Linked DNA regions of Homo sapiens: region 2 is linked to region 1. Evidence: chromatin loops called from intact Hi-C (ENCODE). Cell type or tissue: chondrocyte. All regions are shown on one strand. Links, peaks and the distances in the headings refer to the core of each region. The heading gives the core; the rest is flanking DNA.

The links. Peaks named below come from ENCODE experiments on the same cell type or tissue, not always from the same donor. Only the 100,000 strongest peaks of a DNase experiment are listed, where the experiment ranks them.
Region 2: a loop joins it to region 1, with 4 times the contacts of the local background. A loop is called at or near these places in 4 of 110 quality-filtered maps.

Annotation. Positions count from the first base shown.
Region 1 is chr12:10,767,214-10,780,009 of GRCh38, reverse strand. LINC02366 (long intergenic non-protein coding RNA 2366) reads right to left here. Exons shown (of 7, transcript NR_120463.1): 2 at 10,564-10,617; 3 at 6,026-6,058; 4 at 5,144-5,204; 5 at 4,026-4,145; 6 at 3,209-3,498; 7 at 2,559-2,692. It also overlaps the pseudogene HSPE1P12. Among named protein-coding and RNA genes, the nearest start is that of LINC02366, 23 kb to the right of the region's middle. In chondrocyte, for the core only: CTCF peaks have their summits at 8,462 and 8,686; no DNase peak of the experiment used is centred there.
Region 2 is chr12:11,490,728-11,508,319 of GRCh38, reverse strand. It overlaps the pseudogene IQSEC3P2. Among named protein-coding and RNA genes, the nearest start is that of LINC01252, 49 kb to the left of the region's middle. RefSeq lists an enhancer at 7,721-8,611. In chondrocyte, for the core only: a CTCF peak has its summit at 9,532 (motif pointing left); DNase peaks (open chromatin) are centred at 7,579 and 7,984.

The sequences.
Region 1 (12,796 bases), core at 4,797-12,796:
CAATATGTACTTCTGTCTAGAAGTATAAAATATTGAAGAACAGGCAGGTCCAGAAACCGAAAAGCTATAAATTCAACCACTTAAGGCATGAGAGCATCTTATTGTCTAAGCTGGTAACGTGGAAGAATATTGATTATTTCTCAGTGTATGTTGTTTAAAAGTGGAGATTTAATAGTAACTGAAATAGAAAATACAAATTTTTCACAATTTGTACCAGTCACCATGGCTTTATTTTTTAAACAAATATTATAAATAAATATTACATACAAAAATTTCAAAATCATTGTTAGGCATGTGTTTAATATGATTGACATAGAAAAGCTTTAATCTGCTTTCCTTTCTTCAGTTCCATTAGAAGCTAACATAGGGAAATAAAATGGAAGCATATTTAAAGAGCAAATGGCTTTTATTTTCTGCGTGTCAACGCCTTGACATCTGAGGCCTTGCTCACCCTGGAGAGACCATCCTTCCCAGGATTAGCCAATTCTTAGAGTTAGCAAACAATCCATCCAGTGAGCTTGCTTTACAAAGGCAAATCAATTCAGTGTCCACACCCCACAACCAGCTCCTTTGGGCTCTCACACTCCAGACCGCTATCCACCTGTCCTAATCACCCCAGGGTCTCAGACAACCAGCAACAGTCTCTATACCCCAGAGCCCACTGAAACAAACTAGCTAATCCTTAACCTTCTTATCCTGCATCAACCATTCCTTCCCACAGAAACCACAATAGAAGATCTTGCCCACAGTCCTCTCCTGCTCCCTCTGCCTCCTGACTGTCATGGAGGCTTCCATGTGTAAACATCCACAGCATGACATGGTGTGTCCCATTCTCTTGGGATCTGCAAATAACACACTATCTCTTCAATGGTAGTCATCTTCTGACGTGTTGGTCTTACCATACCTACATAATAATAATGCTTATATTAAAACATGTATATTTAAATATGGTATATATTAAAAATTATTTGTTATAGCAAAAACATTATAGCCATTTACATGGCCCCCAGCAGAGGATTGCTGGAGTTAATTCTAATATATCTATTGTATAAAATCCTAAGCAGCAGTAAAAAAAAAAAAGGCAGTTCTTTATAAGTTGACGTGGAATTACCTCCAAGACATATTGTTAAGTAAGAAACTAAAGCTGGATCACAATGGATATGCTATGATGCATACTTTATGTTTAATTAAGTACACAAAATAACAGTATATATTTATAAATGTTCTTAAACATAAAGGCACCCCAAAAGGCCTGTGCAGATAATAAACCAAATAGATTATAGTAGTTATTTTTAGGTAAGTCAAGAAGGATTTTTAGTTTGTTCATAATTTTTAAAAATATGTTTACACTGAGAATGAATTTATATATTAATTGTGGAATTCAAAGTAAATAAAAACAAATTTTAAAAGTTGATAGCTACACTACATAGCTCATGGTGGTAGGAAGTAGTCTTACTTAGTTAGCAGCTAAAGTGGTCAATTCCAATTTTTGACTATCATTGTCATCAACCTACCTCTTGATATTCAAAATGCCTAAGGCCCACCATGTTTAGCGGCAATTAGACACTACCAGCAAGATTAGTCTCATCTCATCACTCCAGCTGCAAGCTCACTTTCATTTCAGTACTACGGGAACACAATAATTTTCTTCTTCATTGACTCAGTAAAACAAAATCAGAATTACAGCTTTGCAGAGGAGTATATTGAATGTAAGCCTTGAGCAACATAATACAATGCTGAGCTATATGCAAATTTTGGCTACTACCTTTTAGTAAACATAATTTTTCTTTTTTTTCTAACAAGTTTTCTTTGAAAAAGTATAAAAGAAACATCCTAATATATATGTGGAATTCTTTTTTCTGGAGTTTCTTCTTCCCCATCACTGAATAAAATATAAAAACAAATGAGAATATTTGCCAGCATGGTCAGCTATAGCGTATACCAGCAATTTCTTTGTTCATTGAATTCATACAAGTTACTATCCATATGATTCATGCATTTTCATGCCATATTACGAAGCACATCTGTGCAAAGATAGGCTTCATTAAAGTTCATTAATTATTTCTTAAATTAACAAGTTCAAATTATACAAATGGGAAAAATCTGTCATATTGAAGTGGACATCATAAGAGATGACCCCCATGGATTTCACTAATCTAATTTGTGCTTTAACTTAAGCAGATTAGTAAATGTCATTGGCATGGATTTCTTCCGTATATTTCTCCAAAACAAATAGTAAAAGATTAGATCAATATCAAACAAAAGATTAAAATAATACCAATTACATACAAAACAAAACAGGAACAAAGAACCTGTATGGCATGTGGACTTTCAGAATTATCTGCAGGCCATTTCAATGATTAAATTGAAATGTGTGTCTTCTGAATATTTTCCAGAATCCCTTAGATTTCATCTTCTAAAGAAACTTTGGGTATACCCCATTGGTCCATAGGTATCCCAAGAGAACAGCAGAGAAGACCATATGCTTTGCTAATCCAGTTATTTCCAGTACCCTTAGAACTCAAAATTAATCAAAACCCCTGAATGAGACACAGAGCTCAAAAATAGTTGATGCTGAGCTTTTAATATGCAGATTTTAAGAACAACGATTGACAGAGTAATGTTTGGACTGAGATGAGTCAAGAATAAGCTCAATGATGCCTCCATCTGAATCCATTTCTCCATCCAATATCTGGGAGGAAAACAGAGAAGAAAGTAATTCAACCAAGGCTTAAAAACTGATGCCTAACTTTTAAGTGATGTGAGATTTATGCTTTCTTTTCCTTAGAGATGGAAGGGGTGCAGAAGGGAATAAAAGAAAGGAAGAGATCTGGTTGCTTAGTGAACGATAAAGACCATATGCTAATATTATCAACTGCATAACCATAGGGGTTCCAATCTGTCACTTCCATCCCTGCATTCTCACTGTGTGACATATTGTGGGCATCCAATAAATGTTAATTGAATGAATAAATAATTGAAATCAGGTGGCATATATGCAGAATTTCTTCTGAGATGGCATGCCTTTTTATATGCCATAGAGAAAGTGGACTATATTCTAGACCATTCTAACTATAAATTCTATACTATAGTTATAATAGAATATAAAATATGAGGTTGGGTTGGAAGACTACTAAGACAAAAGATACAGAAAGTATTTTAAGAGAGTCAGAGAACTGATGAGGGGATCATGTTGCCCGATACTTACTTATGCCTTGGATTGTGGAGGTGAATTGAAAAATACAGGGCCAATCATAAGAGGATGTATGCACCTCAGGCCACATCTAAAGGTACCACAGCACTTCCTAAGATCTCTGCAGTCATAATCATTTATACAAGGAATGCCAGAACAATAGGTGGAAATCTTAGATTGTTGCTTAGAGGCCTGTTTGCCCAGATGGGGTCTAAATTTCTTTTGACTTGAGTCTTGACTGTGGCTCTCTTGCTTTGTGTCAAAAGATTCTATAAATTCAGGACACGTACCCCGCTTGCCCTCAACTATGAAAGAAAAAAGGAATTGTGAGCTTTTTACCTTCTCTTATTTGTACCAGGAATTTAATTTCTTTAAAAGATATGTCTATAATCTCCTTAATTATGCTCTTCTGTTAGCTGATTTTGCTCCTTAAATCATGTTTTAAAAGCACTATAAAGCACTACTGGGTATATTTCTAAGGTATAATTATAAACTGGCTCTTAGACTAAATCCAACCTGTTTAGTGTAATAATTTGATATATATTACATATGTATGGAATATATATATTTAGAAAATATATATTTGAAATATTTATATACATATTTGGGAAGGATATATTCAGAATATATATAGATTTAGTATATGTATGTTTATTTGGAATATGTGCATTTGAAATAAATTGGGGCCAAGAAATTACTTATACAATATGGAAAGATGTTCAACTCATGTTTTTCTATTTTAATAGAGTTTTATTGCAGTGCTATATATTAAAATATTTTCATAGGTGTACACATTTTTAAAATTACCAGATGTGTTCAAATGTAGGCTTACTTGGAATGTAGTATAGGACGTCTAAATTGTGGATGATCAGCAGATACAGACAGCTTTAATTCATTCATTTACTCCCTTGTATGTATTGGGTGCCTACTGTGTATTCCAGAGTTGTCAGCACTCCAGATACAGCAGTAAATAGAAAAAAGAAAAGAGTGGACAACATAGATAATAAACTAGTAAAATTTACAGTATATTAGACAAAGATTACTGCTAAAGAGAATAATTAAATCCAAGGAGATTCCTAAAAGTACCTTGCAATGCTAAGGGTCCCTAATTCTTTAACTCTAGTTATGTAATCTACATAAATGAGTTATTTTCAGAAGTTTTTGCACACTGTATATGTTATCTGTTCACATTTACTGTAATTCAAGAAGCACTGATCAAATTTCACTAGGACTAACCGGAATAGCTTTCTTCCTTTACATGAGGTCAGTTAGGTTACAGGCTTCTTATTAAAATGCAAATAAATATCATCAGTAATTAGTAAATGACAGGGAGTATTATAAACTTCCATAATGATTCTATGCCATTATGACACTATAGAAAGTTAAGAAAATTTAACATATGAATATATTAACTCCTGATGTTCATTATACCATAGACTTGGGAACACTGTACATAAGAGAAAAGAGTAAAAATATAGTGTCAGAGGCTGGAGGCAGGAGGATCACTTGACCCCAGGAGCTCAAGACCAGCCTAGGCAACATAGCAAAACCCTGTCTCTACAAAAAATACAAAATTAGCCAGTTGTGGTGGTGTGAGCCTATAGTCCCAGTTACTTGGGAGGCTGAAGTGGGAGGATCACTCAAGTCCAGGAGATGAAGGCTGCAGTGAGCTGTCATTGCACCACTACACTCCAGCTTGGTTGACAAAGTAAGATTCTGTCTCTCAAAGAAAAGATAAAACAATACACACACACACATAATCTGTAAATTAAACAATAAATAAAACTAACATGGTTGTCTGAATTGACTTCCTAAAAAAGAAAAAAAAAGGAAAAATAGTAGAATTATAGAATCAATCAAGTATTAATTTCAGCTTAAAGATGAATTTTTCTTTTCTCTATAACCCTTAGTTTCCTTTAATAGGAGAGTAACAGAATTGGAGCAGCTTACCACACTTTTCGTGGAGGAGCTATACATATTACAATGTTTTCTTTCATCAGTCTGATTAATTCTGGAAAAAAGTTTTGATAAAATGTCCTGCATAGCTCATTTTTCTGTGACATTTTCTTTCACTATGACTTTGTTCAATCCTCTCAATTACCCTGTGGGTAATTATTCTCCAACTCTTGCTTGTTTATCAGATGATAGTGATGTCTTTTACCTTCCTTTCCCTCACTCCCTCTTTGCTACGTGTAACATGGTCGCAGTTTCAGGTGGCAGAATTACATTATGTTACATTACTTTTGCACATTGCACAATGTACTCAGTAACTAATTTCCAATGCAGGTCAGTCCCTGATCTGAGAGTAAAAGTAAATAAATGTAATGCTGCCCTTTGTTTTCTACTTCATTATCTTCTCTGGCAGGGAGTGCTAGCCCAAGTTCTCTTTCTCCTCTTCTTTGCTAATAGAACCCTGATTTTGTTCAGGGGAATAATGTGCCCAGTGGATCTCAAGTGGGAGCATTTCGGAACTCTTTGCTGGCTGATCTGACTGTCACAGCACTGGAGCTCCCTAACTATTCAGTAAGTGAGGCAGGGCTGCTGGGTATCTTGCAATGGGTGGAGCACCCCCAAAGGAAGACAGAGGAGCCGAAATACAGGAGCCTGTCTACCTCCAGACTTCCCATTATATACAAAAATGAAACTGCTATTTGTTTAAGCTACAGTTAGTCAAGAATTCTATTACTTACAGCTTAACATAATTCTCAATAAGCCCTCCAGTCATGAACATCTGTCCTCTATTTCATATCATTCACCAAAAAAATGCAGTAAATCTCGTATTCCACTTAGGGAAACAAATGCTAGAAGAAAAAGAGATAACCAGGATCTCACCTTGCCATTGCGCATCCTGGTCTTCCCAACCACCTAGGGGAAATGGAGAATAAAGTATAAAATAAGTGCTTTCTTCTTGCCCAAACATCTTCTTGCAGCAAATTCTAAACTGACTTGATAATATGTTGTTCTCATTCTAAGGCAATTACTATAGTAAGTGACTGGAAAACAAAGTAGCTCTTTTCTATTTGCCATACTACATCCATTTGTCATGTATCATCTCAGTGAATATGTAGCATAAAATTATGCTTGACATACATATTCCTTTATGTTATTGATTTTTCACTGTTCAATAGGAATATTATGTTATTGATTTTTCACTGTTCAATAGGAATATTATTTTGTCAACTATATGCACTTGTAATATGGCAGAATGGATTCTTCTTCATCACAAACCCAGTCCCTCATTTATAAGTAAACAGAATAAGGATTTGTAAAGGAAAAAAATATTTTAAGTTTTGGATGATTTTAGATTTCGGAGTGGTTGCCAAAATAATAGAGAGTGCCTGTATACCTTTCACTTACCTTCCTTTTATGTTTGCCTCTTACATAACCATGGTACAACTATCAAAATGAAGAAGTTAGCAGTGGTAGAATACTCTCAACTACACTATAAATTTAATTTAAATTTCCTTTTTTCCACTAGTGTTCATTTACTGTTTCAGGATTCCATGCAAGATCCCACCTTGCATTATTTATAACTTCTTAGTTTCCTCTAATCTGTGAGAGTGTCACAGTCTTTCCTTGTCTTTTATGACCTGTATATCTAAGAAGAGTACTGGTCAGCTGTTTTATAGAGTGTCCTTCAATTCGTGTTTGTCTGATTTTTTTATAACTAAACTGCAGTTATGGATTTTGGAAAGAGTACCACAGAGGTGAAGAGCCCTTCTCCTTGGATCACATCAGGGGGTGCCTGATATCACTGTGTCTTGGTACTTACTGATGCTGTTAACTTGATTACTTATTTAAGATGGTATGTGCCAGCTTTCTCCACTGTAAAGTTTCTACTTTTTGTTGTCCATATGTAAATGGAGTTTTTAAAAGTGACTAAACACTAGGACAAAGACAGAACGTGTCTACCTCTAGGATATTAGCAAGGATTAACCTTTGCAGTGAAAAAGTATGATTTGCTTTCAGATCCTCCATCTGAAGACAACAGGTAGGGAAATTATGGGAGCCCTGCCCTCATCCCCTTTACTGGCCAGTGGCCATCGACTTGCTGTTGAGTATTGGCTACTAGCAACTCACAGCTACCCCATTCTCCAGGTAACTACCCTTAGCAGTGGCTCTCTGACATGAAGGTATAAAAGTCTGGCCTCCCTGCCTCAAGTGAGACTAACTCTATGGAGCAATAGGTGTTCCAGACTTTTCTCTGTGGGGTTAGACTAAGCTAGTCTGCGCGTGAGACCACATTTTGCTTAGCTTTATTCCTTATCTACCCTGCTTCCTAAATCCCCTCTCGGAGAGAGCTCTCAATAAATATTCTTAAAAGCAGTCCCATTTAAGGATTGGCTTCTGAAGAATCTGACCTAACACAATACAACACTTGGAGTTATTTTCCTCTCCACCTTCACATGCAGGATCCAAGACCGCTTTTTTCTCCCTACCCAACAGTAGAGCCCAGCAGTAGAACCACTCGTCAGAATCAATGCAAGAAGAGACAAGTGGTGGCAGTGGATAAGTTGAAAAGATAGAAGGATGAGCCTGAAAAGGATTCAGAGGGGAAGCCGCCTGCCATCTGCCTTGAGTGTTCTCAGCATCAGGAACTAAAACCTTAAATCTTGGATGGAAACTCAAGAAAAAGATGTGCATGCCCCAAAACCCACCACCTTATGAAATCAATACTGGCTGCATTGTGTTTCTTAAACTCGAAGGAAAGGATTGAGAAAATAGTCTCTGGGCTACTCTACAGAAAACTGACTGGCTGACAGATCTTTTGGTGGCAAAATTCTGGAGGATGCAACCATATAAGGAAGAGGCTAAGGAAGAAGAACTAATAAAATAGAATAGCAACAACCTAACAGATAACAACAAATTTAGAAGAGGCTAATGCCATCAAACCTTACTAGAAGAGAGTTTCCGAAGGAGGAGGATGAACAGCAGTTAGTGTCAAATGCAAGCTCATTTTGATACTCATTGAGCTCATTGAAACTTTGAAAGCTAGTTTTAATAGAAAGATGGCATTGGAGACAAAACTCCTGTTGATTGGAGAGTAATTAGAAAGTGGATTCTACAAATCAAGGATTATTTTTCAAGAACTGAGTGAGCTGATACATAACTGGCTTGAGGATTAGGTAGGATTCATTTTTCTCTTTAAATAAAAGAAGATATGACTAGGAGGAAAGGGCAGATGCCAAGAGAAGAAGTACAATTAGATGTTAGAATTATCTAGTTTTCTCTAATTACATAGAATCATTCTGGATAATTATTTAGAATTATTTAAGATAATTTTTTAGAATTATCTAAAATCTAGAGGTAACTAGAGTCAGGGAAAATTAAACTTATAAAATACTAAGCATAATGCTTAAACCCTGGTTCCTCATGATGATTTCCTTGAAAGAAAGAACTTGTAATAATTTGAGCTAGTTTTCATCATATTGTGATTATGCTTCTGTATGTATTCGAGTTTTATTTTCATTAATGATGCTAGGGTGTCACCCTGTGGTAAATGTAAGTATAGCTTTGATGCAACCCACTTTATACATCATCCTATTTCTAGATATCAATTGCAACCATTTTCATGGTCCTTTTATTTTGTTCATAATGTGGCTTCCTACTTTAAGTTTATTTTTAAGTAATATATAACATTGAAAACATATAAGACCAAATATAGAATGTAAGTTACAAAAAGGAATATTAGATAAACTAACAAGAATGAAAAAAATAGGTTCTTAAAACTAAAAACATGATTTTAAAATTTAGCTGAAAACTTTGTAATGACACCTGAGGTTGACTTGTAAATATTTCAATTTTAAATTATGTTTTATATTATTTGTATGTGAAAAATGGTACTTTTTAAAATAACAAAATCCATAAGCATGGAGAGGTTCAAATGATAAATGTACAATAGTTACTATTAATCTTATTCCAAGCACTACTCTTTTAATGTTCATTGCAATAGCGTGACATATAATAGTGCAAACATAACTATGAAAAAATAATTCAATCAAGTATACTCCATTCTTGTTCATTTCATCTGGCTCCTTTTAATCTCTTTTTATTTGATTCAAATAACTTAGTCATTATTATTTGTGTCATTATTTATCATTAGCTTAGTGTAAAAGAGAGATATATAAATTATTTACATGATGAAAGATTTCAGAACTTCAGTGGAATGGGAAGCTTCGTGTCGATGCTATTTCAACAGGATTTATTTCAGTCTACATACTTCCCAAGAATGTCACCATCTCTAAATGAGAACTAATCCTTGTCATCTACTTTGGTGCCTCCATATTCTGGAAGAAGAACATTATCTCTAACGTTCACACGAACTGGTTGAATCTCTCCACCCTTTCCTTTAGAGCCTGATCCAACAGCTACTACTGTGGCTGCCAATACTTTTCCTTGAGATTTTTCCAGAAGCATAATGGCTCCTTTGGTTACAGTTTTGGCGGCACACCTTTCAACCAATACTTAGTCAAAGAGTGGAAGTAACTTTCTAAACACTTGTCCTGCCATGAGCCCTCTATCGCCGACTTTTACTCTGCTCTCATACAGTACTGCAAAGAGAGACTGACTCCCTTGGTCATTATCTTAATCCTGCGGGTCTATGGAATGTGTATCACTTGTTTGTATTACATAATCTATCAGTAAAGACGTCGAATTTAGTACTTCTTTTATGTACTACCTTACTAAGTATATTCGACCCTTACTCAGATGGTCTGTTACCTAAACGCAGTAAGTCACATCACATGTTTCTTTTGCACCCTCTACATAATAGGTATTCAGTAAATACATTCTTAATTTAAGATTAGTAAGTTGAAGAAGGCTTATCTTTACAATTCTATAGAAAAAAAACTTCTTTAATCAATTTAATTAGCATTCTAAAATTGTATTTTAATTGACCAAAGTGACAAGTGTATCAACAAGAAATTGTCCTTTGATTATTTCAATTAACTATTAGAAATGCTATTCAAAATAAGCTAAATATCTCCCTGAAATTTCAATACCACATGATTAAAATAATAAGGCAAGACTCTTGAGAAAGGATAAGAGAAATCTTAGAAATGTTAGGGTGTAGTCGTTGTTAATCTGTACTACTGATTAGAAGAACTGACATCGTATGTAACTGATAAGAGAAATCAATAGACTAAAAAGACAAATATGAAGTGGAATCATGATTTAACAAGTCATGTGCTGAGTAGATTGTCTAGTCAGTTGTTATGTTGGAATTAGGGTTGAAATTGTAATATAATTCTGTTACATCTTGTTCTCTATGGTCTAGGAAAAAGGAAAGGAAAAACATGACTGAAGCAAAAAAGACAATTTAGTTGCTAACATGTCTCAAAACTTTATAACTGTCATCATATCAGACTTACCATTTTCTTGGTTTCAAACTTCTTCCTGGGTTGTGCTCAAAGCCAGCGAGGTAGCTAAAAGAAAGAAAGAAAATATCTTTAAATCAGACTCATACTTCCCTCTCTGCTGTAGAAATTTGGGGATCCTCACTTATATAGCTTGTAGAGAACAATAACAGCATTGCTGCTACCCAGGAATGGCCCCTGGAGTTTGAGGTGGCTTTAACCGGAACATTTCCTTCCTATGATTTACCACCTATTTCATGGTGTTCTGTGTTACTAACAATTGTCAAATGATATATGGATTCTGCTGTCTTCCTTAACTGTGACAAGAATGATAAACAACAAAAGGTTAAGATAACACAAATGTAATTGCCTGATGACCCAAAAACTCTTTTGGGAAAGGATCTAGGAGAACTTTCTGATTTGTCAGTAGAAAAAAAGGAGTCACAAAGGAGCATCAGAGAAAGCATCTATAATAGAGAGACCCACGTTAATGTATAATATCTAATGTAAGATTTAATTTAGTTCATAGAAATTCAATTTAAAAATAAAGATGGATGACACGTTATGCATTCCCTTAGCAAAAACGTTGGAAGTGAGATGTTGGAAGTTGTATAGAGGATCCAGAGAACAATGTGGTGAACAATGGCATTTTTTCACAACACCTCGAAAGGAAAATTAAGACAAACTTGCCTCCATAGAAGGAAATTAGGAAGTAAAAAAAAAAAAATGTTGGTTCTCACATAAACACAAAACATCAAATCCAGTGATTTCCATGAACTCAGGACTTGGCTCCTCCATTTGACCTGGAGCATTATTAAAACTGAAAGAACTTAATTAATTGCTTTCTAAAGAGTTATGCTTGTCTCAAACACTGCATATCCGAAAAAAAGGTTTCTAATGGTAGAAATTGATACTTTACCAATTATCTATGAAAAATTACAAAAATAAGAAAGACCATTTTATAAGCAGGAGAAAGGCTTGATTGAGAGAATACACCCAAAGAAGAAAACTTTTCTTGAGTAACAGAACCCAAGGGTTAAGTGTTTATGTTGTGAAGTCAGATGCAGTGTCAAAATCAATCTTCATCACTTACTAGCTGTGTAATTAGAGCATACTAATTAACCTCTCTAAGCTGCATTCATTCTCTTTATCTATGAAAGAGAAACAGTAATTAACTCATAGCATTTTGTGATAATTAAATAACATTACATGTATAAAGTACTTATCTTGGCACATTCATAAATATTCAATAAATATTAGTGATAATGATGAATGATATGAATGTTCCTTAGAATGCATGCATTTCTTCTTTGGGATATTTACAGCAGGATGAAAGAAAAGATTGCCTCCCACATACTGACAGCATGTATTGGTATATGGAGGGTGAGGATGAGTTGGTAAGACAGCCAAGTAGTAGGTTAAAACCAGAGACAGGATCCAAGGCAGTGGCAGCCATGTCTTTGGCATGCAGAGGAAGACATTAACAGAAAAGAATCAGAGCTATTACAGACAGGAGGCAAGATTGTGACCAATTATCTTCTTTTATACAAGATAAGGGCAGAAATTAGAAAACAAATAGGATAGTCAGTGTCAAAGAGAAAGTTGATAGCTGTATAGTATTCAGAATGAGATGTGGGGCGATGGTAGTGGGGCACAGGAGCACACTGCAGAAATAAATAATAGTGGCTGTAGGAAGGAAGAAGTGACCAGATCATGACTGTAGTATTTTTTAAAAGTAACACAAAAGCAGTCTTATCAGGGAACAGGACAACAGTTATTATAAACATAGACTAATTTCACATTATTATTCCACTACTGTCTTCTCTTAAGCCCTTATGTGAGTTTCTGCAAATATAGCCTTATCCAAACATCTACTTTGTATTTTCAACTTTTTTCTTTGCCCTGACTCACACAATTTGGATAGGAAGACTATTAGAATTTCAGTTTAGAAAATTTTAAAAGCTATCTACTTCAAAGCAGTATGAATGGAATAAGAAGAACAGTCGTAGAAGTTGGGGAAAATCATTAGCTCAGCTTGGCACTCTGTTTATCCAAAGCCAAGTTAAAGTGCATTGAACTTCAAGAGAAGAGCTTTAATTCCCTTTGGATTTGTATGAGGATTGGAATCTTCCATTTCAAATGTGAATCCTCAAAATTTCATCTCCTGAAATGTTATTCCCTCAAGGGCTCCATCTAATGATGCAAATTTGAGAAAGAGCAGTATGTTCTATTCATGGGTAATCAAACA
Region 2 (17,592 bases), core at 3,916-11,915, 730 kb before region 1:
CTCGCCTCCTAATCTACCTGGAGCTCTCACCTCTCATCTTTCCTTCCCACTGCGGGGCAGGTGGCGATCTGCAGGCCTCCACGAGAGAGAACTGCCCTTACCCTGCCTGAGATACTCAAAGCCAGGGGCACTGATTCAGCTCTCAGCACTGAGAGGATGGACTGGGATCTTTCTCTGATGCCCTCAGTGGTCTGAGGATAAAGCGTGCCGGGCATGCAGGGTCTACAGGAAGTAAGACAGAGGGAGGCACTGAGCTGAGCACAGATAAGAAAAGGAAGAGCTCATGGCCCAGAGCTAAAGAAGACATGACCCAGTGACCAGAAGACCGTGTCCCAGTGGGAAAGGCACATCTTAGTGTGGAAGGGTGTGGACATCAGGAGGGATTTAGACTCAGCAAGGACTCAGGCTCACTGCCCTCTGCTCAGGAGAGCAAAACCCTCTAGGTGAGGTTTCCTCTCTGTGTCTTTAATCCAGGGAGCAGGTGTCAGAATCAAGGGCACCATCAAAATAGGATGACAGGGACATCTGAGATGTGCCAAATTTTCAAAGGCCTAGCTGTCACAGCTGGGGGCGGATGGGGAACAGTCTTCTCATGGGTCCACCCTGCCCTATATGGCACAGCCTAGGACCCTTCAGTCAAACCCGGCTCTTTCCACCCCCAGAGCAATGTCTCATCTGTTGCCTCTGAGTTAGGCAGGGCATATGTAATATAAATTTCATAGAAAGGGAAACTGAGGAATGGGGTGGGCTAAGTGACTTGGGCCAGAGGATAAGTGACTTGGGGTCAGGACTCAGATCTCCTCGGATCCAACACCAGATGTCCTTCTCCCACATGAAACCTTCTCCCTAATCTTAACACTTCTGTGGCTCCATGGTTTCATCGGCCATCACAGGAGAATGAAGCCACAGAAATTGCACGCATGTTCACATGTGTGTATGTGCACATATTTGTGCATGCATGTACATGTGTGTGTGTGCATGAGTAATGTGTGCACGTGTGCTGAGCAAAGTGGGGGAGGGTGGCAGTTCCTGATGATTTTCTCCATCTTGAACACTGTAGGTGCTTTTCCTGGGAGAGCCAGACAACCATGGTGTGTCAGCAGGAGGGGTCTCAGGACAAGACCTATGAAGTGAAGATGAACAACGACACAGAGGCCTGCATTGAGCCCAGCCTCCTCTCCACAGAGATATGAGCTCTGTTGCCCTCTTCCCAGGCTGGCCTCGGTGTGGGAATGGGTTTGGGGAGGCAGGGCCAGGTCTCTGAGATCCCACCTCGGGCTAATTTGCAGGAGGAGAGGAGATCACAGAGAAAAATCCGTACAGCCTATCTCTCTCTCTCTGCCTCTCTCTTTCTCTCTCTCTCTCTGCCTCTCTCTCTCTCTCTCTCTCTCTCACACACACACACACACACACACACACACACACACGTCCTTTTTAGCTTGGCCTTTTCACCAGGAGTATTTCTAAACATTGCTTCTTAAATCTTTTAAGCTGTAACCAACAGACATAAATCTATTTTCTGGTGAGACTCAGTTCACACATACAGATGTTGACAATTAAACAATGTTTCAAGGCAGTACTTATAATAAAACTGCCCAGAAGAGGGCACTGGTGGCAAATCTAGGCCTGCGTTTTTGTCCTTGCTGGAATTTTTGAAGTATTTTAGCTGCAGATCTAGATTCATTAAAAGTTATGACATCCACTTGGTCAGTTATAATGGGCCCTTAAAAGAATAGCATAGCATAGCATAGCATATCAAAATAGAAACCATCAGAGTGCATCAAATTTCACAAAGTTAAATACTGTGTTGTGCAACACTGGCTGAATTGCCAATATCTGTATATATCTAGGTGATCTCTGTGTGAAACATCTTTATGACTGTGGGTGGCATTCATAGCAGTTGGAGACACACTGTTTCAGAAGGTTTTCTGAAAGGACTTTAGAGTGAGGAAGGACTAGCCTCATCGGCTTTTGAAGACAGGAGAGGTGTGGCTGGAGGTGGTGGGAGGGGGCACCAGGCCCCTCTCCCCGGGGAGTGTCGGGGAGCAGCAGCCAGGCCAGCACAGCATGTGGCTTTCAGGGGACCTGGTGCTTTCTTCTTGGGAAGTGGGGGGAGGATTAGCAGAGATGCCTCCTTTTCCTCTGGCATAGAAAGAAGAATCTAGTGAGTAAGGAAAAACATGGAAATAGTCCCAACCAGTGACTCTTGACAGATCACTCAACCATCCTGTGCCTTTGTGTCCCTGCCAGAAAATGGGGCAGCGGGGGTGACAGAACTACTTTTCTGACTCGGTGAAACATAGCCACTGTAAAACCAAGATAAATAGATAAATAATCTGATGTTCCTTATGAGATACTATTCTCTACATTGATTCTTAGAGAATACAAATTAATACATGACCACCACCTACCTTAGAAATCAGAAAAAACCTGTATTTTAACATATTTTAGTCCTTCTAGAGTTCTTGGTACACTCAGGCACTCTGCTATGTCATGAAGAACCTGGTCTCAATCCTCAGGGAGATTCCACAAACTAGGAAACTAGGAGGGTCTCAGAAGAGAAAGATAATACAGACAGTTTCTCACTAATCTCCCTCAGAGTGGTACAACACTGAGGGGTATAGGCTTCAGAGAAGGTTGAGAGCAGGGTGACCTTAATGGGTACCATGCACAAGATCAAACAAACAGAAGTGTGCTCTGCAAGAGTGAGGGTGATATGCAAAAGAAAAAAATATAAAGAGGCCTTACCTGGCTGAGAATGAGAATAAGGCTTGCAGGCATATACACATGTGGTCTTTGCACAACCAGCATTCGTGCACATCTATAAGTACTTCAAGTCTCTGTACTGTGCCAGGAACAGGTGTGAAGTCATCCTCAGAGGTGTGGGGTGGAACCATGGATCAGTGAGTCCATGGTCTTGTCTGGAAAATGGGGTTGGAATGCAACAGTGCTTCTTGGATGGCAGGCTGAACCAGTAGGGATTGTGAATTGATTTTTTAATAAAATAGAACAGACTAAAGTAGAGTAGGACTCACCAGGGTGCAATACACGCACCTAAGGTAAATAAAGGGCATGAAGTTTCATTCCATTAGGTGCATCTGTACATGATGGGAATCTGTCAAATCTATGTCTCATTGAATCAAGGCTTGGATGCCCACTGGGGTCCCTATTAGCCCTGCTGTTCATCTACTGAGTGATTATAGGATGCTTGTAGGCAGCTACTTATGTGCGCTTGCTGATGAGGCAGGTGTCAGGGAACAGAAATCAGGGGCCTGAGAAGACCTCTTTAAAACCCCAGGGGAGTCAAACACTTGCTGACAGAGGCTGGAGTAATTTTGGTTTTTAAAGAAGACCTGGCTCTGGGGCAAATACCAGCACAGAGAGGACTGGGGAGGGTGAAGGCAGGCAAACAAGGGGCGTATTTTGACTCCCTCTGTGTCTTTTCCCATTTCATGGAAGGAGGTGTTCAGCTCCCCACCCACAGTGACCAGCGTGTGGAGCAGCTGATGTCTCAAGGATTTACTTTGGGAAGATGAGAAAAGGGTGCTTTTCATCTGTTGGTGTTTTTCCAGCCATATCAGCCTACCTGGTGAGGTGTGAGGGTGTGTGCCACCCTGTTCCCCCTCTATTGATGTTCCTCTCCTTGTGCTGCCCAGGTGCCATGTGACACAGGCTCCTGTGTGAAGGCAGATGGGAAAGCCCTAACCTCACTCACAGGGCAGCCCTCAGTCACCAGAGTCCAGGTTCTCCAGCAGCTACAATTTTAGGAAGTTGTAGGGAAATATATGGGGAAAGAAGTGTCCTACAATTGTCAGGGATGGGGCACCTTTGCCTGTCCCTAAGCACACCTTCCTCTTCCTGCTGCCCTTCCCAGCCCCAGCTCCCTGTCCTCCCCACAGCCTGGTGAGAGGGATGGTGCATTGAAGGAAGTCCAATGGGCAGATGCTTACACGGCTTCTTTGTGGAGCCACTTTTTGTTTTAACTTAATTCATTAATTTATTTTTATGACAAAGCAATGAAACATTTCTTTGTGGAGCCAAATACCAATGTAACAGGTAAATGGGTTTCTGCCACATCTCCACATTGTTGGCGGGATGCTTGAACACCCCCCACCACACACTCTTAAGGCCCAAGGTTGAGCTCTAGATGAGGGACTTTCCTACTCCTGGAAGGGCAGGCACTGTGTAGACAAACATGGAGAGAGAGCCAGAGTGACTTCCTTGTGTAGAAAAGTGACTTCCTTGGGGGGAAGAAAACCCAGAAATAATACAAGGTCAACATATAAAACTAAATTCAATATTTATATGCTAGTAATAACTGGACATTTAAAATTTTGCAAAAATTCCATTTATAATACCTCTGAAAAATGAAATTCTTAGGTATATAAGAATCTGTATTCTGAAAACCAAAAATGCTATAAACAAAATCAAAGAAAGCCCAAACAAATGAAGAGATATATTCATGGATGGGAAAACTCAACACACTAAAAATTTTAATTCTTCCAAAATTGATGTATTCCTTTAAAGCAAATCCACCAAAATCTCAGCACAGGATATTTTGTCTGTATAGACAAACTGATTCCTAAATTTATATGAAAAGGTAAAGATAAAAAGATGAATTCAGTAGGAGGAATTGTGCTACACAGTTTGAAGTCCTACTCTGATGTTAGAGGAGTCACGACAGTGTGTGTTTTGGGGAAGGGCTGGATATACAGACCAGTGGAACAGAACACAAAGTCCAGAAGTGGATCTACACAAACATGGCCAAGTGATTTCCAACAAAGCTGCAAAGGCAACTCAATAGAGAAACGAGAATCCTTCACCAAATGCTATGGGAACAATGGCATTTTCATGTGCAAAATTTGAACCTCAACCTAAAATTCCTATCTTATATCAAAATTAATTTCAATGGATCACAGATTTAAATTTAACATGGAAAGCTATTAAACTTTTAGAAGAAAACAGGAGAAATTTCAACACCTAGTTCTGAGACATGACACAAAAACAATTCATAGAAGGAAAAACTGGTAAGGTGAACTTCAAAATAATTTAGGGCTCTTGCTCTGTGAAGGATCCTATTACAGGGACAAAAAGAAATGCTACAGACTGAGTGAAAACATCTTCAAACCATATAACAAAGGACTTATATATAGAATCTATGAAAAACTCTCAAAACTCAATACATTTTAAAACACTATCCCATGAGAAAATGGTCAAAAGACACGAAGAGACATTTCACCAAAGAAAATGTGATCAGCAAATATGCACATATAAATATGGTCAGCAACATTAGCCATTAAGAAATGCAAATTAAAACCACAATGGGCTACCACTATGCCTGTTAGAATGGATAAGATAAAAAATGACACAAAATGTTAGCAAGGATGCAAAGAAACTGGATCTTTCATACATCGTGGGCATGACTAGAACACGGTATAGTGACTCTGCAAAGTATTTTGGCAGTTTCTTCAAAAACCAAACGTGCACTTCTCATGTGACCGAGCAATTATACTCTTTGGCATTTACCCCAAAGAAGGAAAAGTTCTCTCTCCTTAGGAGAAAAGACCACTTAGTATCGTGGAAGAATGTCCCTTTTTGCTGAGCCTTGAGGAATGAGGGAAAACTGATTTTCTGCTTTTTATGCTAGACAAAGAAATGAAACAAAACAACCAAAAAAAAAAAAGAAAAAAACAGAAAAAAAAACAGGTGAAACTGAGGGAAGTGCAAATGGGTCTTTGAAGGAAATGGGATAGAAAACTGCATGTTTTTGGGACTTGAATGAAATGTTGTAGGTCTGCCAAGCCAGATCATCTTCGATGTTTCCTCTTAGATTCTATGGTTCTGGTCAGCTTACACTGTGAGCTAACATGCCCTAACTTAGCTTCTCTAAGTCCACAACAGACGAGAGAAAAAAAATGAGTTTTAAGGAATACAGCAAATCTTCACAGTTATCCCCAAGATTTGAAGCACACATGAGACTGAATGAAGATGAGATCCTCAGCTCTACTTTACCTCTCTCCATCCCCTTGAGCATCACCATTGTCAAGGCCAGGTGCTGACCAGATACAATTTCCCTCTCACTGGTCTTCCATGCAGTTTCCCATCACCTGTCTAATCAGAGAAGGAAAGCTGACATGGGCACAGACTTTTCAGTACAGAGAAGAGAATATTCCAGCCCGTTTAAGGTTTCTTCCCATATTCCTAGTTTATGGACCTCCTGAGTGAAGAAAGAGCTTGAGGTCCTAGGTCCTGGGAGGATAGCATTTCTCTCATGACCCACGATGAGATTTTAGTGATCAGCAAATAGCCAAAAGGAAATAAGGTTTGCAGTTGCTGGCCCTAACAAGAAGATTAAAACAGGCATGACAACCGAATATCAACTCCATCTGCCAACCATCCCCCATGTCATTGTTCCCTTTCCACGATGGCCAACGCTATTGCATGAAAATCCTCCTTGAGTCGGAGGAAAACGCTATTACCAGACGGAGTCCTCAAGGTATATGTGAGTTCTTCATTGGTTTGATGGGTGTTTCCTTGCAACACTTCCACCCCTTCGGCTCACTTTGAAGTGAGCACCCCACTTTGGGGGGTGCTCAGAAGAAAGGTGCTCACTTGGGTCAGAGTAGAGAAAACTTCCCCAAATGAGCCCCTCTTGGCTGTGACTCCCGCCGCACCAGGTAAAGAGCCACATTTTCTCTTCCTCTGCCTCCAGCTCCCCTGGTTTCCCACATCACTCCTGCTTTTCAGCGTTGTTCTCCACCTTCTGAATTCCCCTCTACCCCAGTCCTACTCTTCCTTGGCCCCAGCCCTTGTAAAGCTCTTCGCATGCCTCCATGTCTCTGACTTTTTCGTATCTCACTCTCCATTCAAATACTTCTACTACTGAAACTCCCTTCCATTTTTTTTCTAACTTAAAAAAATATTTCAATGGTTCTATTTTCTTCAGTTTGATCTTCACTCCAACTTCCTTCTAGTCTAGTCCCTTTAAATGCTGCCAGTTCCCAATATCCCCAATCGCTTAAATATCCTCTTTCTTTCGTCTTTTGCCCCTACTGATGATCTGGTTACTCCTTTTTGCGCCAACATTCCCCAAAACCTTCTCAAACACTAATATTTTCCCCTCTTTTCCCCGAAATCTCCCTGTCAGGCTTCTGCCCCCAAGCATCTTCTCACCCCTTCGCGCCACATCACCCAGGTCCTTTAGACTCCCACGCACCCAATTTCTGCATCTCCCCCTCACACCCGCTTGCTTCCCTTGCTTCCACCACAGCAGTGCTCATCTGCTCTTCCCCGCTCACTCAGGTCTCCTGCTCAGGACTCCCTTGCCGAGGGCGCGGGAGATTCTTGCTGAAGGGGGGTTCCGGGGGCAGCGCAGCAACCCGGGGGACCTTTCTTCTCCTTGTTGGCCTTGACCCCAAGTGTTCCCGGGTGCTGATGGGGCGACTGGGTTGTGTGAGCCCTGCCTCCAGGGTCTGGCTCGGGTTGCGCCAGGAGCTGTTCGTGGTTCTGAAACGATGCCAGCTCGGGCGCGGGCAGTGGCCGGGCGGATGAGCGCTGTCCGTGGTCCTGAAGATGTTCCTGGGCCCCGGCGGTGGCGGCGGCAGCGGTGCCTAGGAGGGCCGGCAGCGGGGACGGCTACGAGGTAAGGAATCCGGGCGGAGGCTGCGCTTGCGGCAGCTGCGGATGCTCCCACAGGCTGCGATTCTAGGCGCTCAGCTCGTTCAGCCGCCGCTCCAGCTCGTCGATGCTCTGGCGCTGGGTGCGGACGAGCCTCTGTTGGTTCAGCACGATGGCCCTGAGCTCCTTGAGGTAGAGCCCGGCGCACCGGATTCTCCAGAAGTCTCTCCAAGCCGCCCGCCAGCCTCTTGAGCCCTTCCTGCGCCTGGGCGGCGGTGGGGAGCGCGAGGGCGCGGGATCCCAGCAGCCCAGCGGTCGGCTTTCTTCCTTCTCCCCCTGGCCTAGTCTTCCTCTCGCCGCAGGCGCCGCGTCACTGCCACCCTGACTTTCACACACCCACCGCGGGGCAGGGTCATGGCCCAGGGCAGCCCTTCCTGTCTCTTGGCGTCCAGAGGAGGCTTTGCTACTCGCAGGGCATTGAGAAGAGGGAGGAGGCGAGCAAGAGGTTCGGGCGTGGGAGGGAAGCAGGATAAACGCAGGTGACCGCAGAAGGACAGGGGGCGGCCCTCTGATCAGGTGGGGGATGGGTGGCAGCACCCACCTGCTGAAGATGTCTCCAGGGACCTTCTGCAGGCACTGCCGGGCATCTGCCACCTGCCGGACGGCCTCCTCTCACTGCAGGTCTGGTGGGATGTGGGACAAGGCATAGGTCTGATCTGCCAGGGGATGCTGGGTCCTCGCAGGAGTCATGGTGCCTGTGGGTGGGAGCCAGAGCATCAGAGCCACCCACGCCCACCGGCACCCACTTACCTCAGGTAGCGTGGTGTTGAGACACCACAGCCCTTATCCTAATCGTGTGCACAGCTTCAGTCTATAAAGGTGGGGATGGGAGACAGAGCATTTGGTGGGAGGCCAGGAGCTCATAGGAGATGGGATTCTGCTGATAGCTGCTGAGTGAATGAGGGAGGGAATGGGCAGGACCAGGGGCTGGGTAATTGGTAGGGAAAATGGAGGAACTTGGAGAAGGAGCAACATTTCCTCACCCCTTATAAGGTGCTTGGTACCTGCCAAGAACCCTGTCCATACATGATCTCAGTTCAGCTCCCCACCTTGGGTATACAAGAAAGGAGCCCTGGCTGCAGAGGAAAACAGAGGCTGGAAACAGGGATACATGGGCAGTGTGGTGGTGGTGAGAGAATTGCCCGAATCAGCTGCCAAATGGTGCCCAGGTTGGAAAAGCAAATGTGCACACATGGGTTCTTCCCACTCTAACCCTGAGGAATTCGAGGCCTGCTTCTTACACAGACTGGGCAGTGGCTAGTGACTCTAGGTATAGCAGTGTCCAGGCCCTGCTCACCCAGACTAGAGCTTAGGGAGCCAGAAGGAAGGAGGTGCATGACAGGTGGGAAAAATAATCCTCAAATTGCAAGGTGAGAGCACAATCTATTTATACTGGGTTGAATTAACTCCTCCCCCAATGCCACTAAAGCAGGAATCACACTGCACATGGCACTGATTTGATTGGCAAGAGACATGCCACGCAGAATATTAAGAGACCAGGCCCCTATAATTAGGCCTAATCACAGCCTGTTGCTTGAACATGGCCAGAAAGACATTCATCAGGCCTGGCATTGTGCCCTAGGCCAGCTCTACTGGGCACTGTAGTGAGGCCCTCCATTGCAACAGAGGTGTGGGTGGGCCTGGGTGAGTGTGGCAGGAAATGCCTAGGAGGCTTCATTTGGTCTTAAAGGGCCATGTGCCTTCTCTGAATCTCTGATCCTTTCCATTTCCCATTCTTCAGGCTGAGAACTGCACTCTGATACACGGTTATTCCCAATAATAATAATGTGTGTATCATACACAATGCACTGCACCTCTTCACCATGCTGGTACCTACTCCTCTGCTCCCCCTGCCGGCTTCCTCAGCCCCTACTTCTACCCTGATGGTTCTGTCCTCGCCTCCTCAGGCCAGCACTTCCCATGATCTGAGATGTCTGTCTTCCTTCCTCTTCAACTTTTTCTCCAGCAGTGAGTTCCTCCTCCTAACTCAGGCTTCCAGGAAGGATATCCTTGGCTTCTCAGACCTGAACCTGCCTCAAATACTCATGAGGACCCAGGAACTACTCCTCACCTCCCACTTCTCTTCCCTCCTGTCAGATAACCAAGGCACGGCCAACTGATCCTCCACCATCCGAGGAACCCAACCATCTGAGACCACCACACCCCTTTCAAGAATGTTCCTCCCCTCCCTTTGTTTGTATTTATACCAGTGCAAATTTGCTGGCCATCTTAACTTAGTCTTCTGCCTCAGTTCTCCCATCTGTAAGATCAGGAGGCGGATAAAGATGTAAGATACTTTCTTTGCATATCTTAAGATGAATTCCGTGTTAGTTACCACATCTGAGGGAGTCCGTGTGTGTTTACTGTACTATCCATGTGAGGGGATTGTACAGACACAAATCGAAACAAGGAAGTAGCAAGTCCATTCAAGCATTAAGAGACTGATTAGTGGTTTATTCATTCTGTCTGCAAACATCTACTGATCCTGTCTTCAGTGCAGACCATGATCACTACAGAAATGAATGAGACCCTGCACTGGCCAGGAAAATAGCCTCAAAAACAATGGAACTCTAATCCAGCCATGAGTAAAATAAGGAGGGACAAATCCCTTCTAGGGTTAGGGAAGTCAGGAAAAGTCTCTTAGCAGAATGTGTGCCTCTCTACCAGGCCCAGGGAGCTGGTACAAAGACAGCATTCCAGGTGGGGAGCAGTGGCTTACACCTATAATCCCAGAACTTTGGAAGGCTGAGGTGGGAGGATTTCTTGGCCCCAGGAGTTCAAGAACATCCTGGTCAACATAGGAACTGGAGTCACGCAGTCACATACTTCACGCTGGGGCCCACCATGTGAGGCACAGAGTGGGCTTCCAGGAAGGAGACTAAGCCTCATTTCGGGTTGCTTATGGCCAAAGACAGGACCTGTGTACTCTGTCCTCTGTCCCTCACTGCCTTCCCCCTGGGCTCAGGGCCAGGCTGACAGCCAGTCTTGGCTCCTCTGGGCAGCCCTTGCTCTGTGTGTGCCCCGGGGCAGAGGCCATAGTCCAGGCCCAGAGGCCATAGCTGCCCTCCAGCCCTACACCCTGACCCACTTTCCTGCGTCTCTCAGTACACCCGACCTTGTCTTTACCTGTGCGGGAAGCTCCTCTATGGTCCACTTAGTTCCCACCCACCTTTAAAAAATAAATAGAGGCCAGGCACAGTGACTCACGCCTGTAATCCCAGCACTTTGGGAGGTCGAGGTGGGCGGATCACAAGGTCGAGAGATCAAGACCATCCTGGCTAATATGGTGAAACCCTGTCTCTACTAAAAATACAAAAAATTAGCTGGGCGTGGTAGCATGCACATGTATTCCCAGCTACTCGGGAGGCTGAGGCAGAATTGCTTGAAAGCTGGGAGGTGGAGGTTGCAGAGAGCCGAGATTGCACCACTGCACTCCAGCCTGGGTGACAGAGCAACGCTCCATCTTAAAAAAAAAAAGAAAAAAAAATTAAATAGAGAAGTCAGTCATGATGACGTGGGAGGATCACCAGAGGCCAGGAGTTCATGACCAGCCTGGGCAAAATAATGAGACCCCTGTCTCTTAAAAGGTTTTATTAAAAAAAATTAAATAGAGAAGCTAGACATGAAAGGACAGATATTGTGTGAGTCCACTTATGTGAGGTGCCTAGAACAGTCCAGTTCATAGCAGCAGAAGCAGTGGCCGCCAGGGATGGGGAAACAAGGTGGGAGTTGGGCAGCTTGTGTTTCATGGGTAGAGTTTCAGGTTGGGATGATGGCAAAGTCCTGGAAATGGCTGGTGGTGACGGCTGCACAGCAGTGTAAATGTGCGAATGCCACTGAGCTGTATGCTTAAAAATGGTTTTGATGGTAAATTTTAGGTTAGGTCTATTTTACCACAATAAAAAGCTAGGAAAAGCTGGTAGAAAGAAAGAAAAGAAAGGAAAAGAAGACAAAGAAGAAAAGAAAGAAAGAGAGAGGGAAAGAAAGAAAGAGAGAGGGAAAGAAAGAAGGAAAAGAAAGAAAGAAAGAAAAAGAAAAGAGAGAAAGGATGAAAAAATATTAATTTCTTTCTCAGGCAATAGTCCAGATTTTGTATTATGAAGCTTGTGTATCAGCTCTGCCCTATGAAGTCCTTGGGATACCAGGCTCCTTCCTCCTTTCTGCCCCACCATTCCTTGGATGTAGCCCTTGACCTTTTAATCGAGGTTGGAGGATGAGGAGAGAAAAGGAAGCAATGGCCTAGAAACTGCCATTGAGCACATGCCTACATCCCATTGGCCAGATGTCAGTCACATGACCACACCCACCTGCAAGAGATGCTGGGAATTGAAGTCTCATTTGTGGGTAGTCATGTATTTAGGCAAAATTTGAGGACTCCATCACCTTGGAAGAAGGAGAGAATAGATAGTGGGGACAACTTAGCCATCTCTGCTGTCATCCCCATTTGATCTCTCAATGGTCAGAAACCACAGAGGAGAAGGAGTGACTCCCAGAACATCCAACATTCAGCCTCCCCTTATTACTCTTCATTCTTTTTCATCCTTAAAGAATCCTTCTGGCCACTCCCACTAGGCATTGTCATCTCCCAAGAATTACAAACTATCCATGGATTCCTTCATCTTACAAACCTACCTGCTTCGTGGTAGGCACTGTATTAGGTAAGGGGACTAGAAAGATAGAGGAGGTGCAGTCTTTTCCCTAAGGAGTCTTCAGTCTAGCAGGCAGGAGTAGAAATGTGGACCAACTGTCCTGAAGTGTGACAGTTGTATAGATAGACATTTGAACAACATATGGTGGGGTATTAAAAAAAAACAGTTAACACTAAACTCAAAAACAGATAAGGGAGGGATAAGAAAATGCATCATAAAGGAAGTCTGCCGTAAACTAAGTGTTTAAAGTTTGGTTCATTGGATGGAGGGGACAGGACAGAGTCTCTGTCTTTCTCCCTCCTTTTTTGCTCCTTCCCCCATGCCTAATATGCTTTGTATAAAACCACCTGTATGCAAAACAGATCAATCCAGCTACTATCCTATTAAAAATATAGTGCATTGGCTATAAGCTTAAGTTACTAACTTGCATATTCATTTACATGGCAATTCCTGTAACCTTGCCTCTTAAGAAAACTAGACGAAATAAAATTAATTACCAAAGGCAGCCAGCAGCAAAAATATCCAAACCTTAATTCTAGGTACAAGCTACAGAACATGGCACAAAGTGGACTGTGGTGGGGGTCTGTAGATAAGGTGAAGCAATAGTTTTACATCAAAAAATTATTGGGTTCTATACAAGTGCAATCATAAATGAGGCATTGGAATTTGGCTTCACATTGACTAAACTGTTGAGCCATGGTTCACTCATTAACATTCTGTGTTAATGATATTCTAGTTATCATTAAAAAAGTAAAGGTGAAACTGAGAAACTATAAGCAATAAAACTTGGTGTTTAGGAGAAAATAATTTATCATCCATAATATATAATTTTGAAAGATTAAAAACACATTCATCTCAATACAAAAATTCAATAATGCTTGAATTACTTCCAACGTGTTCATCCAAGGTGAACCTTCACATTTTTACAAACTCTTTTTCTTTATGAATTTTTGTTGACTAAGAACAAATTTTTTTCATTTTCTGAACTTCAAAATTATGCATTTTTCTATATGCTATACACATGAAACTTATGCTTCCTATGTATTAATTTTACAATTTTAAATTCCTTGGAAGATATCTTGTTTTTAAGTATTAAATTCAACTTTATTAGCATGTGTTCATTATCTAATAAAACAAAATGAACCATAGAAAGCAGGGATCCCCAGACTTTTTAAATAAAGAGTCAGGGAGCAGACATTTTAGACTTTGCTGACCACATACAGTCTATGTCACATATTTATCTTTGTTTTTTTTCTTTTAACAACCTTAAAAATGTAAAGACAATTCTTAGCTATGGGCCAAACAGGTCTTAATTTGACCCGTGGGCCTTACTTTGCAAACCTCTGAAAAGCCTTGATATCAGAAACCTATATGCCTATAAATAACTATAATACAAGGGAGATATATTAATGCTATGTACGAAATAATGAAATTGGTGGATATGTAGAATATGGTTCTTTTCCAGTGTTCCTTTGCTCAGCAACGGTATCATTATCCATAAAGCTATGAAGCTGGAAACCGTTGAGTCATCCTCAACATGACTCTCTCCCTTTCTCTCATGCATTATATTGAATCTATCATCAAGTTCCATCCATTTTACTTCCTAAACGTTTCTCAACTTGATTCACTTCTACCTCACTGCCACAGTCCTATAAAACTATCATTACCCTTTACTTGGAATGCAAGATTCCTAGATTCCTAACTGGTGTCTCTAATCTACCCTCATCTATTTTTCTTCTCTACCAAAAGTCTAGTTTTTCTTCTGATTTCTTTTATTTTTTCTCACTTTCTCTCCTTTCCCATCCCTTCCTGAACAATTCAATCCTAAACCATCTTTGGTATGGGAGGTGGTACAGAGCTAACATAGCCTGGTATGGGTGTCAGAACCTGCACTGGGTGAAGACAGTGTTAATGTGAGGAAGGAGTGTGTCCTGATGCGGAGTGTCAGAGCCCAAGCCAGTTAAGGAAGGCATCTTATGGGAGAGTGGCTTGCAATGGGAATCAGAGTCAGAGCAGGGAGGGAGTGGCAGGGAAGATGGGAGATAAGTTACATACACTGGGATTGATCAAATAGGTAAATATATTTAAGGTTATTGGAAGCCAGGTTTTTCACTATCTGAGAAGGAAATTGCAAGTATAGAAAGAGAAGAAACTGGAATGATCCCTGTGATCTGTGGTACTAGATTGGGATTGAAGGTATCAGTAGATTTATGGTTTTTAGTATGTAGGTAGACAGATACAGATAAAGGTGTAGATGTAAATGTAATTGGTGTGTGTATGTATGTTTGTACTGAAAAAAAAAAGGAGCCAAACAAATAAAATTATGGGAAAATGGCAAAAGGACATGAAACCAGCTCAAATGGCTTCCACTGATCAAATCTGCTTCATGGTGTAGCCCAGGGGTTTTTAAACATTCTGTATAATCATCAACTTAAAAATACAATGCCAGGAGTGTCCATAGTTTGTGGTAGCACGTAGACAGATATAGATATGGGTATAGAAGTAAATGTGATGGTATTTGATATTTTCCTCTTGTAGTTCTCATGGAATGTCTTGACTGGTGTAGAATAGAATTGAATCATTATCTTTTAGAGTCTAGATTTGATAATTCTGCTAATATAGTCTAGGATCACATTAATTATTGGGTGGGAGAGACATTTGGGCGGTAAGAGGACATTTACTATTGGTGATATCAAGTTTTCCGTCTATTGAAATGTTAATATATTTTCTTCATGTCCAGCTGCTAAGCTACATTGTTTTTAAACTATATGTATGAAGCTGAGATGTTTCACTGGGTCATGTGATGCCTCATTATTCTATTGATTTATTTGAAAAAACATTGTGAACATGAAATCATGTCAAAGGCTTTCTTATGCTGACAGGTGGCCAGGGGCTGAAGAATGCTGATTATCCCCCTCCTTTGTGATGTCATATTACCTTTAGAGCCTTCAATTTCACCACTTGCGTGGACCATAATAGTTTTTATGTCTCCCAATGTAGTTTGTAGTTTGCTCCCCCGTGGATTGCCTATTACTTCCGGGTCAAATTATATGTTATCTATTTCTACCCTCCGACACCCACCTTTACAGTAGCTGCTTATTAGTGTGTGACTGGTCTGGTGAGTAAGCACAGTGAAGGGACTGGCCTCAGAATGCACACTTACGGAGCCAGATAATGGTTCTCAATGACTGACCGCGTCCAAATGGAGAGGAAAACAGACATTAAATGCCTCCTGAAGAACCGCTGACACCTATGATGTAGTCTTGCAGAGCAAAAATTGGCCCTGAGCCCGATCAAGCCTCAGGGTGTAACTACCAATGTATAGGAAATAGACAAAACAGAAGAATGTGTTAAATGGCATTAAAGGCATGTAGCTCAGCAAAATCCAGACTGTGGGGGAAATTCTATAGAAAAAACAACCCAGCTATTTCAATTAAGATTTTTAAAAGCAAGAAAAAATAGACAAAAGGAGGAATTTATAGATAAAATGAGGCTTAGGAGACATTTCAATTCATCACAGGGTCTGAATCATATCTGCAAAACAATTCAAACAAACAAATGGAAAAAGCGTTTTAAGATCAGAGAAATAGAAACATGAAATACTTAATGATACTAAGCAATTAATTTTCTAGGTGTGGTAATAATGATGCCAATTATAATCCCAAAAGACACAATTCCGAATGCTGTAATCCCAAATGTTGAAACCCCAAATGTTGAGATACTGAAAGCTGAATTCTGGCGATGGGATTAGCGCATTTTTGGTTGCATAAAAGGTAGTTGTATCATGTTAGTTGCATCATGTTTGGTGGAACTAGCACCTTGTTGTGGTCTTTATTTGGAAATTAAATATGGTGTAAGGAGATGCAAGTAAGTGTCATGTTAACAAGAGGTGAATTTGTGGACTTAATTTTAGATGTAAACTTAACCAGATTAAGGAATAACTAAAAACCTGGTAAAGCATTATTTTGGGTGTGTCTGCGAGGACGTTTCCACAGGAGATTATGTATGAGTCTGAGAGGACTATGTGGGGAAGATCTGCCCTTGGTGGTGGGAGACACCATGCCGTGGGCCAGGAGCCCAGGAGCCCAGAGATAACAAATACAGAAGGTGAATTGATCTGTCTCTGAGAGCTGGGACCAACTTGTCCCATCACAATTTTTGATCGATCTCATCAAAAGACTTAGGATGCTCTTCACGGTATTTCAGATGAACTAAGAAAGCTGGGTGCACACATTTACTAACCATAGTGATATGCGTTTATACATTTCACTTTTTGACCTATTTCCTTTTTTTCCTTCAACTTTTATTTTAAGTTCAGGTGTTCATGAGCAGGGTGTGCAGGTTTGTTACATAGGTAAATGTGTGCCATGGTGGTTTGCTGCACAGATCAACCCATCACCTAGGTATTAAGTCCAGCATCCATTAGCTATGCTTCCTGATGCTCTCCCTCCCCACCGACACCCCCCAGTAGGCCCCAGTGTGTGTCGTTTCCCTCCATGTGGCTTTTTGACCTATTTCTTTGTGAATATGATTCATAATTGTTATACCCATGTGACTGTCTTTAGCATACCTGAGTGTTTATGTTTATGAAAATATGTATGTTATTATTGTCCATTTTATTGTGTAAAGTGGCCTATGGTCTGTTGTGTTTTTATGTTTCTCAAATAAATCCTCTTTAAAACATGTAAATGAATGTCTTTTAAAGAATTTTTTATGATTTATTTTAGGAATTTGACCTTTCGGGATTTGAGATTGTGGCATTTTGAGTTGTATCTTTTGGGATTATGAACCCAGTAACAACAAAGATCAAATGGACTGACTCTCTATTCTGTTGCATTGATCTATATGTCTCTCTTTATGTCAATATTATATTAACTTGATTACTATAGCTTTATTTTATTTAAAAACACAGAATTTAATATCTTCTTTAATTCACTAAATAGGATACAAAAAGCATGAACCACAAAAAAATGAGAAATTGGACTTCACCAAAATTTAAAACTTCTATTTTTTCCACACGCACTTTCTGCTTATCTAAAAAACTTGTTTTTTGAACAACACTATTAAGAAAATAAAAGCTGGGTGCAGTGGCATGCCCCTGTAGTAGTCCCAGCTACTTGAGATGCTGAGGTGGAAGGATTGCTTGAGCCCAGGAGTTTGATGATTGTAGTGTACAATGATTGCATGCCTCTGAGTAGTCACTGCACTCTAGCCTGGGCAGCATACATCTCTAAAATAGTAAGTAAGCAAATAAAATAAATTTTTT